Regions from separate parts of the Homo sapiens genome. Here region 2 is linked to region 1. A link is a contact called in ENCODE Hi-C data. All regions are on one chromosome and are shown on one strand. The core of a region is the stretch at or near the end of the contact, and the rest is flanking DNA. Distances in the headings are between cores, read along the strand shown.

Region 1 (6,313 bases), core at 3,248-5,747:
TCCTTAATCAGCCACCCTGGTTCCCGACACTCATCCGTTCACCTGCCCACTCAAACCTCCCACCCATGCGGCCACCCAACCAGACCTCCCACCCACCCACCCACCGTCCACCCACCCACCCACCGTCCACCCAACTCACATCGGCCCTTCACCAACCACCATCACCCTGTCTGTCCAGCCACCCACCCACCAACTTACCAACTCCTCACACAGCCACCCAGGATCCATGCATGATCCGCCCACCCCACTGAGCCTCCCAGCCACCAGCCAACTTCCCAATGACGATTCACACACTCACCTCCCATCTATGCATTCACTTCCATCCCTCATATACACCCGCCCCACCTCCCCGTCAACCACCCAACCACCATCACCATCCAACTAGCCATCTACTGTTCACCACCCACCACCCACCCACCCACCCACACAGCCGGCCACCACCCAGCCAGCCATTCACCCAACAGTGGACTCGCCATGCCCCCAATCCTCACTCACTCTTGACCCCCCTGCCATTGGTCTACCCCTCATCCACCAGCCACATGCCCAGCCACTGGCCAGCCGGCCATCAAAACTTCCCATTCATCCACCCAACTCCCCAGCCTCCTGTCTGCTGCCCATTGCCCAGGAACACCCATCACTTCACTCCCCCTGACCCAACACATCCAACGGCCTACTCAGCATTCACCCAGTAACCATCATCCACCCAGCATCTCAGCCCATCGACCACCTGATCTCCCCCTTTCAACCCATCAGTGCCAGGCTTCCCACATTCATGCCAACCTCCCCCAGCCACATTCCCCTCCCTGCCCCCCAACAGGCTCACACTATAGGGTGCCCTCTGTGCCCGGCCCAGCACATGCTGTGCTGCTCTGGGGCCTACCTCCTCCTGTCCCACCACACGGCGGCCAGGCCCAGCCCCTGCAGAGCGGCCATGATCACATTGACATCATAGTTGCCGGTGCCCAGGAGGCTGCGATGAGGGTTCAGCCGGGAGTCTGGGGCCAACCTGGTAGTGGGGGTGGCCAGAGCTGAGGTGGGGACCCCTGGAAAGGCCTCCCCACAAAATGGGGGTCCCAGGGGCCACAAGTTGCCTCAGCCTTTGACTCTCCCCGCTTCAGACCCCACAACTCATCCACCCCCAAGTCCTGCCTCTCCTGCCCCAATTCTGCCCTGTCCCCAAGTCCTGTCTCTCCTGCCCTGACTCTGCCCTGTCCCCAAGTCCTGCCTCTCCTGCCCCGACTCTGCCCTGTCCCCAAGTCCTGCCTCTCCTGCCCCAACTCTGCCCTGTCCCCAAGTCCTGTCTCTCCTGCCCTGACTCTGCCCTGTCCCCAAGTCCTGTCTCTCCTGCCCTGACTCTGCCCTGTCCCCAAGGCCCCAGATGGGCTCTGTCTTCTCCCGCAGCCTCCAGCCTCCCTCCAGTCCATTCCCACACGGCCCTGGCCCTCTCCTGCTCTCAGCTCTCCCATGGCTCCCCAATGCCTTGGACAAAGTCCCTGTCCCTCCGCCAGTCCCTTCCTCTGTCCTTCAAGGCCCACCTCAGATGTCACGTCCTCTGAGAGGAGCCTCCTGACCTCCAGGCTGGATCGGGGCCCTGTCTGGGCTCCCCCAGTGAACTGAGCCACCTCAACGATGACAGCTGCCCGCATCACCCTGATTTAACACTGCTTGCTTCTCCCACGGGGTTGCCCTCACCCCTCCCCTGCTCACAGCCCACTCTGCTGCCTCATTTCCCCCAGGACAGAGTCCCACAAGGCCCTGCGTGGTCTGGCTCTGGTGGCCTCACCTCAGAGCCTCAGCACCCTCCTTCCTGGTCCCCTGTCCCCAGCCACATCCCCGGTGCCCACCGCCTCCCGCCCCACCCCCGCCAACCTTTCCTCCAGCTCTTCCCCTGCCTAGGAAGGCTCTTCCGCCTGTCACCACTTGTCTCTGGGCCCTGCCTCTGAACAGCTGCACCTCTGTTCCCTATCTGGACCCTGGGCAGGCAGGACATGGGAGGAAAACGCTCGTGTGTGTGTGTGTGTGTGTGTGTGTGTGTGTGTGTGTGTGTTTCCCTCACCACCCTTAGGCTGGCACTTGTGTCTGAGTCATCTCAGGGTCTCCAGCATGGCTTTTGTATGAAAGAGCTGATGGGTCCTTGTTGCGAATGATAGAGGAGATGACTAAATACCATAATAATCAGTCTGAGGGGCTGGGACTCTTAAGATGTCCGAGAGCCGGAGGAGGCTTGGAGCAAGAGGCAGGGGAGGCAGGGCCATCTCCAGGTGTAGAAAGACTCTCTAGGATCAAGTGGGGACTGAAGGCAGGGACAGACTGGAGGCCATGGGCAGGCTGGGCAGGAGAGGGTCAGGCCTGAGCTGGGGCCAGGGACATGGGGACAGAGAGGAGGGAGTGAGAGATGGTAAAGGAGTGATTTTTTTTTTTTTTTTTTTTGAGACAGTCTTGCTCTGTTGCCCGGCTCACTGAAACCTCTGTCTCCCAGCTTCAAGCAATTCTCCCACCTTAGCCTCCAGAGTAGCTGGGACTACAGACATGTGCCACCACGCCCAGCTAATTTTATTTTTTATTTATTTTTATTTTTTAGTAGAGACGGGGTTTCGCCCTGTTGGCCAGGCTGGTCTGGAATTCCTGACCTCAAGTGATCCACCCGCCTCAGCCTCCCAAAGTGTTGGGATTACAGGTGTGAGCCACTGCGCCCGGCCAAAGAGTGATGTTGGACATTGTGAATAGTGAAGAGGAACATTCCATGCTGGCAGAGAAGGAAGCCATGCCGGGCAGAAAGAAGTACCTGGAAGCCCAGAGGCCGCACAGAAGGGCTCACGGGAGTGGAGAGTCTGGTTTGAGGGGGGCCGTGAGGGCTGAAGATGCGGAGGCAGGCTCGGCCTCCGCTATGAGGAGGGCCCTGAGTAGGGCGGGGGCGTGTTTAGGATGGACTGGAGAGCTGTGACAGGGCCCAGATAAGAGATGCCTGAAGCTGGGTGAGCCTGTAATCCCAGCTACTGGGGAGGCTGAGGTGGGAGGATCACTTAAGCTCAGGAGTTCAAGACCAGCCAGACCTTGTCTCTAAAGAAAGAACCACTGGGCCGGGTGCAGTGGCTCACGCCTGTAATCCTAGCACTTTGGGAGGCCGAGGCGGGTGGATCACGAGGTCAGGAGATTGAGACCATCCCGGCTAACATGGTGAAACCCCGTCTCTACTAAAAATACAAAAAATTAGCCGGGCGTGGTGGCGGGTGCCTGTAGTCCCAGCTACTCGGGAGGCTGAGGCAGGAGAATGGCATGAACCCGGGAGGCCGAGCTCGCAGTGAGCGAGATCGCGCAACTGCACTCCAGCCTGGGCAACAGAGTGAGACTCAGTCTCAAAAAAAAAAAAAAAAGAAAGAACCACTGGATTGAGGTCTGGCTGGGGCTGAGGCCACAGGGACAGACAGGCACAGGAGGCAACATCTCCCCAGAGTCCCAGCGTCTAGCTTAGGCAAGTGAGCGCGGAGCAGAAGAAAGCCCCCAAGGCTCAGCGCCTGCCTGGCGGCGAGACCCAGGTGGGTCACTCCGCCAGAGCTCTGCTGCTCCAGGGGCTGGGGTGGGTGACGGTCACCTCTTGCAGATCTCATCGGCAGCCTCCTGGCTAAAGAGCTGCTGCTGCAGAACGTTGTTGAGGGCGTGGACAGCACACAGCTCCAGGCGCTGCCGTTCGTGGTACACGGTGGGTGGGCTCGGCTGTGCTCCCGGGGCCTGGGACATGCCGTCCTCGGCTCCTGCTGGGGGTTGGGAGGGGGAGAAGGTCCTCAGGGGCCCGGGATCTAGAGGTCCAGCCTCCCAGCAGGCCTTTGGGGCATCGCCATTGATTGAGCTGGGACTCGGAGCAGCCCAGGAAGACACTGGGCCCCTGACCCCGCTCCCTGGCAGTCTCCTGGCAGCACACGTCCCTCCATCCCTTATTCCTATTCCTACGAAAAACGCTGTCTCTTCTGCTCCCCTAGCAACAGAAAACCACCCTCACCAGGTCTCTAAGTAAAAGGGTCCCTATCATGGTCACCTAGCAACAGAGGAACCTGCCTCCCCGTCCCTAGGTAACCAGGGCGCTCTGTGGTTACCTAGCAACAAAGCCCCCTCCCCACCGCACTAGGTAACAAAGTCTGTCCTCCGAGCACCTAGCAATAGAGAATCCTCCTCCCCTGTCTCTAGGTGATAGGGTCCCCTCTGGTCTCCTAGCAACAGAAGACTCCCCTTCCCCGGTCATGTAGCAGCGAGGCTCTCTGCTCTTGTCACCTGGCAACGGGGCCCCCTCCCCAGTCACTAAGCAACAGGAGTTCCTCTTCCTATCACCCAGCAACCAGGCCCCCTCCCCGGACACCAAGGAATGGAGCCCTTCGCCGACCCGCACCCCAGCCACGGCGCTCGCCCTTTGCCTGGCAACGCCCCTCACCCCGCCTGCCTCTCCGCTCCACCGAGCCAGGGGTTTCCGCATCCCCTTCCTGGGCGGCGGCTCTGGGCTCCGAGTGCGGGGCGGGCAACACCGCGCTGACTGGGCAGGCGGGACGGACTACAGCTCCCGGTGATCCCCGCGCGCCGGACTACGACTCCCGTGGGGCCCCGCGGGACTCCTGCTCCACACGGAACGCCCGGGCCGCGTGGCCCTGAAGTCGGCCGTCGGGCCTAGGAAATGCCGCACTACAACTTCCGTCGGGCTCCGCGGCAGGTCCCGGAAGTGCGCCTCAGAGGCCCTTCTTTCGCATACGGCCGCGCCCACTACTGCTCAGAGATTCTAGGAAACTTAGTAGGTAGGCTCTCGCGATAGCTTCCTGGCGCCGCGCTCTCATGGGTGCTCGCCCCCGGCGATGGCGTCATGCGCGGTGCGCAGACGCAGCGTGACGTCACACAAGGGAAAGGGATCAGAGACGCCAGGCGGTGCGGGGGGAGGCAGCGGTGATCTTTACTGAGTCAGAAGGGAGACCCTGGGGAAGTGGGGCAGGGCAGGGGTGGGATGGTGGTGGTGAGAGGCCAGGCAGATGATCTTGTCTCGGGAGGGAGGAGGCTTCTCAGCAGAGATGGATCCCCGGCCTGGAGGGGAGCTGGCAGCAGGCTGCGGGGAGAGGGGAATGAGCGAATGAGACAGAGGAGAGATGAGGAGACAGACGCCTGGGGGAGGCAGTGGTGGGAGGAGGGGACAGGGCAGGGGGGCGGTGGAGGAAGACCCGGAGAGAGCGGGACAGAGCCCTGGGGGTGGACAGAGACAGAGAGAGTCTCGATCAGAGGCGGGCACAAATGGAGACATCTACAGTGCCAGGATTCAAAGTCATGGAGAGAGGTTAAGGAAATAAAGGTCAGAAAGAAAGAAAGGTCAACAAATACAGAACCAGAACTGCAGAACTAGTGAGAGCCCGGGACCCCCAAGCTCTGCAGAACACAGGAGCCCAGGGCCGGGGGAGAGGGGCCTGGCCGCACCCAGGAGGCTCTGCCAGAAGGCCGTGACGGTGGCGGAGCCGGTGACCGCGCCTGGCTCGGCAGGGTTCTCTCTGCGGGTGTGCACAGCAAAGCTTCGGCCCGTGGGGCCCCGGGGTCCGCTCAGCTCTACATCCACCACGTGCATGTCCGTGAGGCTGGGACAAGAGGGGCAGTCAGTCTGGAGAGCCTGGACTCAGCCCAACACCCTGCTTAGCTCTGCTCACCTGGTATCAGCCACGAGCACCCCAATCACCCCATCGAAGCCCAGGCTGGGGGCAGCCAGGGCAGCCGCCGCCATGGTGTTGGAATTTCGCGGGGCAAAGGGGCAGAGCCCACGGACAGGGCCTTCGTAGAGCACAGTGCAAGGCCCAGGGCTGTGGGCTGCAGCCAGGGGTCCCTCAAGCCGGAAGCCATCGGGGTGTGTGGCCATGGTGACACGAAGGCTCTGGAAGCAAGAGCCCGGGTTAGGGGGAGTGGGGTCTTTGCAGGCCTCCCCTGGTTCCTGGGGAGCCCAGCAGGCCTCACCCGGAGGCCCCCAGCTGCATCCAATCTCCTGATGTCCTCAGCGCCCCACAGGGCCCCTCGGGCCACAAACACGGCGTGGTCCCAGTGCTGTGAGGCCTCCAAGAGCTGCCGCTCTGTGGTCTGGTCACTTAGAGCTGAGGGGGACCCCACCTGGGGTGGATGAAGGAGGGGAGGGTTGAGGTCAGGGAAGGATATCCACTTCAGGGTGGGGTGAGACCAAGACAGAAGGGGCAGGGCTCTGCGTAAATGGTTGGGGTGGGGCTTACCAGGAGATTGGCATGGCGCAGGATTTGTGCCCCAGATTCATGGATTATTTTGGGATGGGCCACTTCCACAACCAGATCAG
Region 2 (6,547 bases), core at 39-2,538, 350 kb before region 1:
CTTGGTTTGGCCAGGCATGGTGGCTTACGCCTATAATCCCAGCACTTTGGGAGGCCTAGGCGGGCAGATCACTTGAGGTCAGAAGTTTGAGAACAGCCTGGCCAACATGGTGAAACCTCGTCTCTACTAAAAATACAAAAATTAGCCGGGCATGGTGGTGGGTGCCTGTAATCCCAGCTACTCGGGAGGCTGAGGCAGGAAAATCGCTTGAACCCGGCAGGCGGAAGCTCCAGTGAGCAGAGATTGTGGCACTGCACTCGAGCCTGGGTGACAGGGCGAGACCGTCTCAAAAAATAAAAATAAATAAATAAATAAAAGAGTATCTTGGTTTATGACCAGGTGCAGTGGCTCACACCTGTAATCCCAGCACTTTGGGAGGCTGAGACACAAGGATTTATTGAGGCCAGAAGTTTGAGACCAGCCTGGGCAATATAATGAGACCCAGTCTCTACAAAAAATTAAAAAGTAGAAAATTAGCCAGGTGTGGTGGCACATGCCTGTGGTCCCAGCTACTTGGGAGGCTGAGGCGGCAGGATCGCTGGAGCCCTGGAGGTCGAGGCTGCAGTGAGCTGTGATGGCGCTACTGCACTCCAGCCGGAGCGACAGTGAGGCTCTGTCTCTTAAAAAAGAAAAAAAAAAGGCTACATTGCATGCGTGTTTGCTCTTATTTTTATATTCAAGGGAGGTGGGGCAGACCGGCGGAAAGAAGAGGGGTGCTGGAGAAGGCGTTCCCTCGTCTCTCCTACCTTTCAGAGAGTTACCCATTAAGTGCTGCGTTTGGTTCTTGACAAAGGACGCCACAAGGTCCAGTTGATTTGTCTCTGGGGGGAGAAGGGAGAGGACACTCCAGTGAGCCCCCCAGAGAGCCAAGTGACCTCACCCCCTCCAGGCCTGGCCCCGACCCCTCTTGGGGGCGTGGTCTCCGGCATCCCTCGCCCAGCCCCGCTGCCCAATTTCTCCCAACACGCACCCACTTTCCCCACAAACACGTTCAGCGCGTAGTCCCGGAAGAAAGGCCCCTCCATGCCCATCAGCACGGCCCCGGCGCGCGCCTGCAGCTGCTCCAACTGGAAGCGACTGGGGATGAGGGCGGAGCGCAGGTGACCCAGGGCCTCCAGCACCAAGGGGTCGCACTGCAGGCAGCCCCAGCCTCCGGGGGCGCCCAAGCCCGAGAGCAGCAGAAGGGTCAAAGCCAGAGGCATGGCGGGGCCTTTGTGACGTCACAGAGAGAACCCGGCCCGCCCCGCCTCCCAGGCGAGGGCGCGGTCAGGAGGCCCAGGGAGCATCACGGTGTTACAGGCACGTGTTCGCTGAGCACCTGCTATGTGCCAGGCATGGTTCTAGAACCTAGAGAGAAAGTCAAGAAAAACAGAAAGCCTCTGCTCAACCCCTCTTGGAACTTACTAATTCCTCTTAAATTTATTCATTCAACACATATTGTTTTATTTTATTTATTTATTTATTTTTTCCCGAGATGGAGTCTCAACTCTGTCACCCAGGCTGGCGTGCAGTGGTGTGATCTCGGTTAACTGCAACCTCCGCCTCCCGGGTTCAAGTGATTCTCCTGCCTCAGCCTCCCAAGTAGCTGGGACTACAGGCGTGCGCCACCACGTCCGGCTAATTTTTTATTTTTAGTAGAGACGGGGTTTCATCATGTTGGCCAGGCTGGTCTCAAACTCCTGACCTCAGGTGATCTGCCCGCCTCGGCCTCCCAAAGTGCTGGGATTATAGGTGTGAGTCACCACGCCCGGCCCACATATTGTTTTTTTTTTTTTTTTTTTTTTTTTTTTTTGAGACAGAGTCTTGCTCTGTCACCCAGGCTGGAGTGCAGTGAGGCGATCCCGGGTCACGGCAAGCTCTACCTCCCAGGTTCAACCTATTTTTGTGCCTCAGCCAACCGAGTAGCTGGGGTTACCATGCCACCACACCCAGATAATTTATATATATATATATATATATATATATATATATATATATATAGAGAGAGAGAGAGAGAGAGAGAGAGAGAGAGAGAGAGAGAGAGAGAGAGATGGAGTCTCACTCTGTGTCACAGGCTGGAGCTCAGTGGTGCGATCTCAGCTCACTGCAATCTTTGCCTCCCAGGTTCAAGAGATTCTCCTACCTCAGCCTCCTGTGTAGCTGGGATTACAGGCACGCACCACCACACCCAGCTGATTTGTGTATTTTTAGTAGAAACGGGTTTTCACCCTGTTGTTCAGGCTGGTCTGGAACTCCTGACCTCAAGTAATTCACCCGCCTCAGCCTCCCAAAGTGCTGGGATTACAGGCCACTGCGTTCAACCTTACATGCAACACATATTTATTTATTGAACACCTACTATGTGCCAGGTGCTGTTCAAGGCCCCCAGAGCTAGAGCTGAGAAAAACAAGAGGTTCTTGTGCTTGCAGTACTTAAATTAATTAACTCAACAAATATTTATTGAGCACCTACTATGTGCCAGGCTCCAGAGATAGACTGACATAAGACGAACACAATCTCTGCTCATAGAGTTCAGGCTAGCAGGGATGGGAGGGAGTGGCAGGAAGAGAAACGTAAAACCTGGTACACAGATGAGTAACTGAAATACTGACAAACTGCATTACCTGCTGGGAAGCAAATACACAGTGTGATACAGTTAAGAGAGTTCCCTGAGGCCAGGAGGTAGGGTCTGGTTCCCTGCTGTTGTCCAGCGCCTAGCGTGTACTAGTTGTTCAACAGATATTTAGCAAATCAATGAATCCACAAGGGAGGGTATACTGAGGGAAGGGCACTTTGTTTTTCCCTGCAATTTTCATCTTGAAAGTTTTAAAATCTGGAGAACAGTTGCAAGGATGACCCAATAAACACTCAGATATGACTTCACATTTTGCATTCGCTGTATCTCTCTATATATGTAGATGAATTTAATATCAATTAAATCATAGAAATTCAACTAAAAGACATTATAATAGTATACACAGAGATATAGCAAATGTCAAAATAATATGATATATTAATATATAGTTAAATATTAATTCAGAGAGATTAAATTAATTAAGACTAAATATTACTACGTTGAGGGAGAGAGGAGGAGAGAGAGGCAGAGTAGGAGAGGGCAGTTGTCTTATTAATAGTTTAGGTTCTACAACAAAACTCCATAGACTGGGTGGCTTATAAACAACAGAATTTATTTCTTCCAGCTCTGGAGGCTGGAAATCCAAGAGCAGAGCACCAGCAAGGTCAGGTTCTGGTGGAGCTCTCTTCTTGTATCCTCACATGGCAAAAAGAGGGTGAGAGGACTCTTTGGGTTCCCTTTTTTATTTTTTAATTTTTGAGATGGGGTCTTGCTCTTGTCACCCAGGCTGGAGTGCAGTGGCACGATCTCAGCTCACTGCAACCTCCACTTCCCAGGTTCAAGCGATTCTCCTGCTTCAGCCTCCTGAGTAGCTGGGACTACAGGCGTGTGCCACCACGCCCGGCTAATTTCTGAATTTTTAGTAGAGATGGGGTTTTGCCATGTTGGCCAGGCTGGTCTCAAACTCCCGACCTCAAGTGATCCGCAACCCCCCTCGGCCTCAAAAAGTGCTGGGATTACAAAGTGTGAGATCAGGCCACAAGGAGGTGCTCACACCCAAGTGAAATTCTCTCTGCTCCCGGACTGAGAGTCAGGCCTTGCCACCCACGCCTACCTTTCTTAGGATCACCCAGTTGTCTACCTAATGCCGTGCTGGCCATAATTTGAGAAATCAACCTGAGATATTAACGTGTGCGTCCTTTTCCTCATCCCCTATTACCATCTGCCTTTCAGGCAGGGAGTCAAGGGGCTGTTGTTTGACTGAAGAAGGGGTGGCCAGAATGGGATGGGAAGGCCACTCATTCCTCAGCTTCAAGCCCCAAACCCTCAGGCCTGGGTGTGAGGCAGGAAGGCTTGGGATGCAGAACCGGTTTTGTTTATCGGGTTCAGCCATGCTAATTTGGTAAAACATAAGTTAGATGAACTATCATCAGATTTCACACCCCAGCAAAAGTGGCTGAGGAAGTTCCCACACTCGCTCTCCAGGCGCACAGACGTCCATCACTGTGTTGTTGACGGCACTGGGAGGCAAAGGCAAGCTGGGTGTCCTCACTGGGGAGGTGGGTCGCCTGTGGTACAGGACCCTGCAAGCAGCTAGAAGAACAGATGAGCCTGTCCACACCATGCCATGAATGGATCCAAGTGAAAACAGCAAAGAGCAAAACAAAGCAAGCAAACAAACAAAAAACCCACAGTGAAACCTACAACTCAATACCATTGACATAATTTTTTTTTTTTTTTTTTTTTCTGGAGTCAAGGTTCTCCCTCTGTCGCTCAAGCTGGAGTGCAGTGGCACGATCTCGGCTCATTGCAGCCTCAACCTCCTGGGCTCAAGTGATCGTCCTGCCTCAGGCTCCCACACAGAATAGAAAAAAAATACCCGGGTATGGTGGCATGCGCCTGTAGTCCTAGCTACTTGGGAGACTTAAGTGGGAGGATCGCCTAAACCTGGGAAATCGAGGCTGAAGCGAGCCATGATCTCGCGACTGCACTCCAGCCTGGGGCAGAGAGCAAGACCCTGTTTCAAGAAATAAAAAGGAAAAGAAAAGGATGATATGTTTGTTCGTTTGTTTATTTTGAGACAGAGTTTTTCTCTGTCGCCCAGGCTGGAGTGCAGTGGCACGATCTCGACTCACTGTAATCTCTGCCTCCTGGGTTCAAGCGATTCTCCTGCTTCAGCCTCCCGAGTAGCTGGCACTACAGGTGTGCACAACCACACCGGCTAACTTTTGTATTTTTTTTTTTTTTGAGACCGAGTCTCACTCTGTCACCCAGGCTGCAGTGCAACGACATGGTCTCAGCTCACTGCAACCTCTGCCTCCCGGGTTCAAGCGATTCTCTTGCCTCAGCGTCCTGAGTAGCTGGGACTACAAGCGCGCGCCACCACACACAGCTAATTTTTGTATTTTTAGTGGAGATGGGGTTTAACTGTGTTGGCCAGGCTGTTCTTGAACTCCTGACCTCGTGATCCACCCACCCCGGCCTCCCAAAGTGCTGGGATTACAGGCGTGAGCCACTGCGCCAGGCCAATTCTTGTATTTTTAGTAGAGGCGGGGTTTCACCATGTTGGCCAGGCTGTTCTCAAACTCCTGGCTTCAAGTGATCTGCCACCTTGCCTCCCAAAGTGCTGGGATTACAGTCGTGAGCCACCACGCCCAGCTGAAAAGGACTATATGTTTTATGCTCATCTGAGTTTGTGACTGTTCAAAGCTGTGCCTGCTGCTCTCATATTTCCAGAGGGTTTGGGGGGCTTTGTGAATCTCATGAAGTAATGTACATACCCATGTGTGTATTGCCAGAATGAAGGCATGCCTTATCTCATTTCGTCCACACGAAATTTGGCTGATGTGGATGCGGAGGCAGAGCAGGGACAGTCTACTCGTGTGAGGTCACGCAGGTAGAGACAGAGACAGATGTGGGGCCAGGCAGGCAGCCAGAGGTCCCCAGGCTGCAAAGCCCTGCTGAGTGACACTAATGGCCTGATGTGGCGATGGTGTGCAGCAGGCGGAAAAGAATGTCTGGGAAATGGTTACAGGGATTTGGCTTCAAGCCTAGCGGAGGCGGGGAATTAGAGGAGGTGGTTCCAGCGTAGCGGGGTGGGGTGAGGGGCGTTTTCTCATCATCCACTTCCCATGTCCAGCCCCCTCCCTAGTACACATTGTGTGGCTACAAAAACGGTGACCTGTTCTCATGCACAGCTGTGGGAGGGCAGACAGGGACAGCCACGTTGGAAAACCGTCAGGCTCTATGCAGGCTGGCCACGTGCGCATCCCTTCCTCCACATGCACACACGGGAAATGGGTGCACACACCCGCCAGGGGCACGCAGACACGAATCCCCTTGGCAGCGTCCTTTGTAAGGAACTCAAGGTGGAGACGGCCCAAATATCCGTCAACGGGAAGACTCGCTAGATAAACCCACTGTGGCGTGTTCCTCGGATGGAATCCCGCACGGCAGTGGGATGATGATCTAGCTGCCCGCAAACCTCTCTGGGCCATCGTTCAAACATGATGTTGAGCAAAAGCAGAAACAAAGGACGACGTGATCTGCAATTCCTTTTTTATTTTTATTTTTTGACAGAGTCTCGCGCTGTCCCCCAGGCTGGAGTGTAGTGGTGCGATCTCCGCTCACTGCAAGTGATCCGCCTCCCGGGTTCAAGCGATTCTTCCGCCTCAGCCTCCCCAGTAGCTGGGACTACAGGCGCCCGCCACCACGCCCGGCTAATTTTTTGCATTTTTAGTAGAGACGGAGTTTCACTGTGTTAGCCAGGATGGTCTCGATCTCCTGACCTCGTGATCTGCTTGCCTCGGCCTCCCAAAGTGCTGGGATTACAGGCGTGAGCCACCGTGCCCGGCCAATCTGCAATTCCGTTGATGGAAAGTTCAGAACAGGCAAAGGCACGGGATGGAGCCACAGCTGCACGCTCATCTGACCTGCGGTCCCTGTAAGGACAGTGATGATGGGAAAGTGAGGAGAGAGGTTTTCTCTGCAGGG

Evidence for each region. Hi-C counts contacts between places; a loop is a spot of excess contacts on that map. Pooled maps may share reads with other maps.
Region 2: a map of ovary shows a loop between it and region 1 (5-fold over the local background). The contact joins the promoter of IZUMO2 here to the promoter of JOSD2 in region 1. A Hi-C loop is called at or near these places in 1 of 168 maps with a recorded cell type or tissue (ovary) and 2 of 50 pooled maps.

The regions. Positions count from the first base shown.
Region 1 is chr19:50,506,694-50,513,006 of GRCh38, forward strand. JOSD2 (Josephin domain containing 2) reads right to left here and starts at 4,498. Exons shown (of 5, transcript NM_001270639.2): 1 at 4,424-4,498; 2 at 3,593-3,755; 3 at 881-1,006. The coding sequence starts at 3,738. It overlaps ASPDH (aspartate dehydrogenase domain containing), which reads right to left. Exons shown (of 7, transcript NM_001114598.2): 3 at 6,234-6,313; 4 at 5,968-6,117; 5 at 5,667-5,887; 6 at 5,443-5,597; 7 at 4,910-5,080. The coding sequence ends at 5,037. It overlaps LOC124904747 (a long non-coding RNA gene), which reads left to right and starts at 4,725. Exons shown (of 3, transcript XR_007067300.1): 1 at 4,725-4,778. RefSeq lists enhancers at 3,171-3,678, 3,679-4,185, 4,680-4,799, 5,103-5,692 and a silencer at 4,350-4,479.
Region 2 is chr19:50,161,993-50,168,539 of GRCh38, forward strand. IZUMO2 (IZUMO family member 2) reads right to left here and starts at 1,289. Exons shown (of 7, transcript NM_152358.3): 1 at 971-1,289; 2 at 747-821. The coding sequence starts at 1,202. It overlaps LOC124904746 (a long non-coding RNA gene), which reads right to left. Exons shown (of 3, transcript XR_007067298.1): 3 at 6,096-6,495.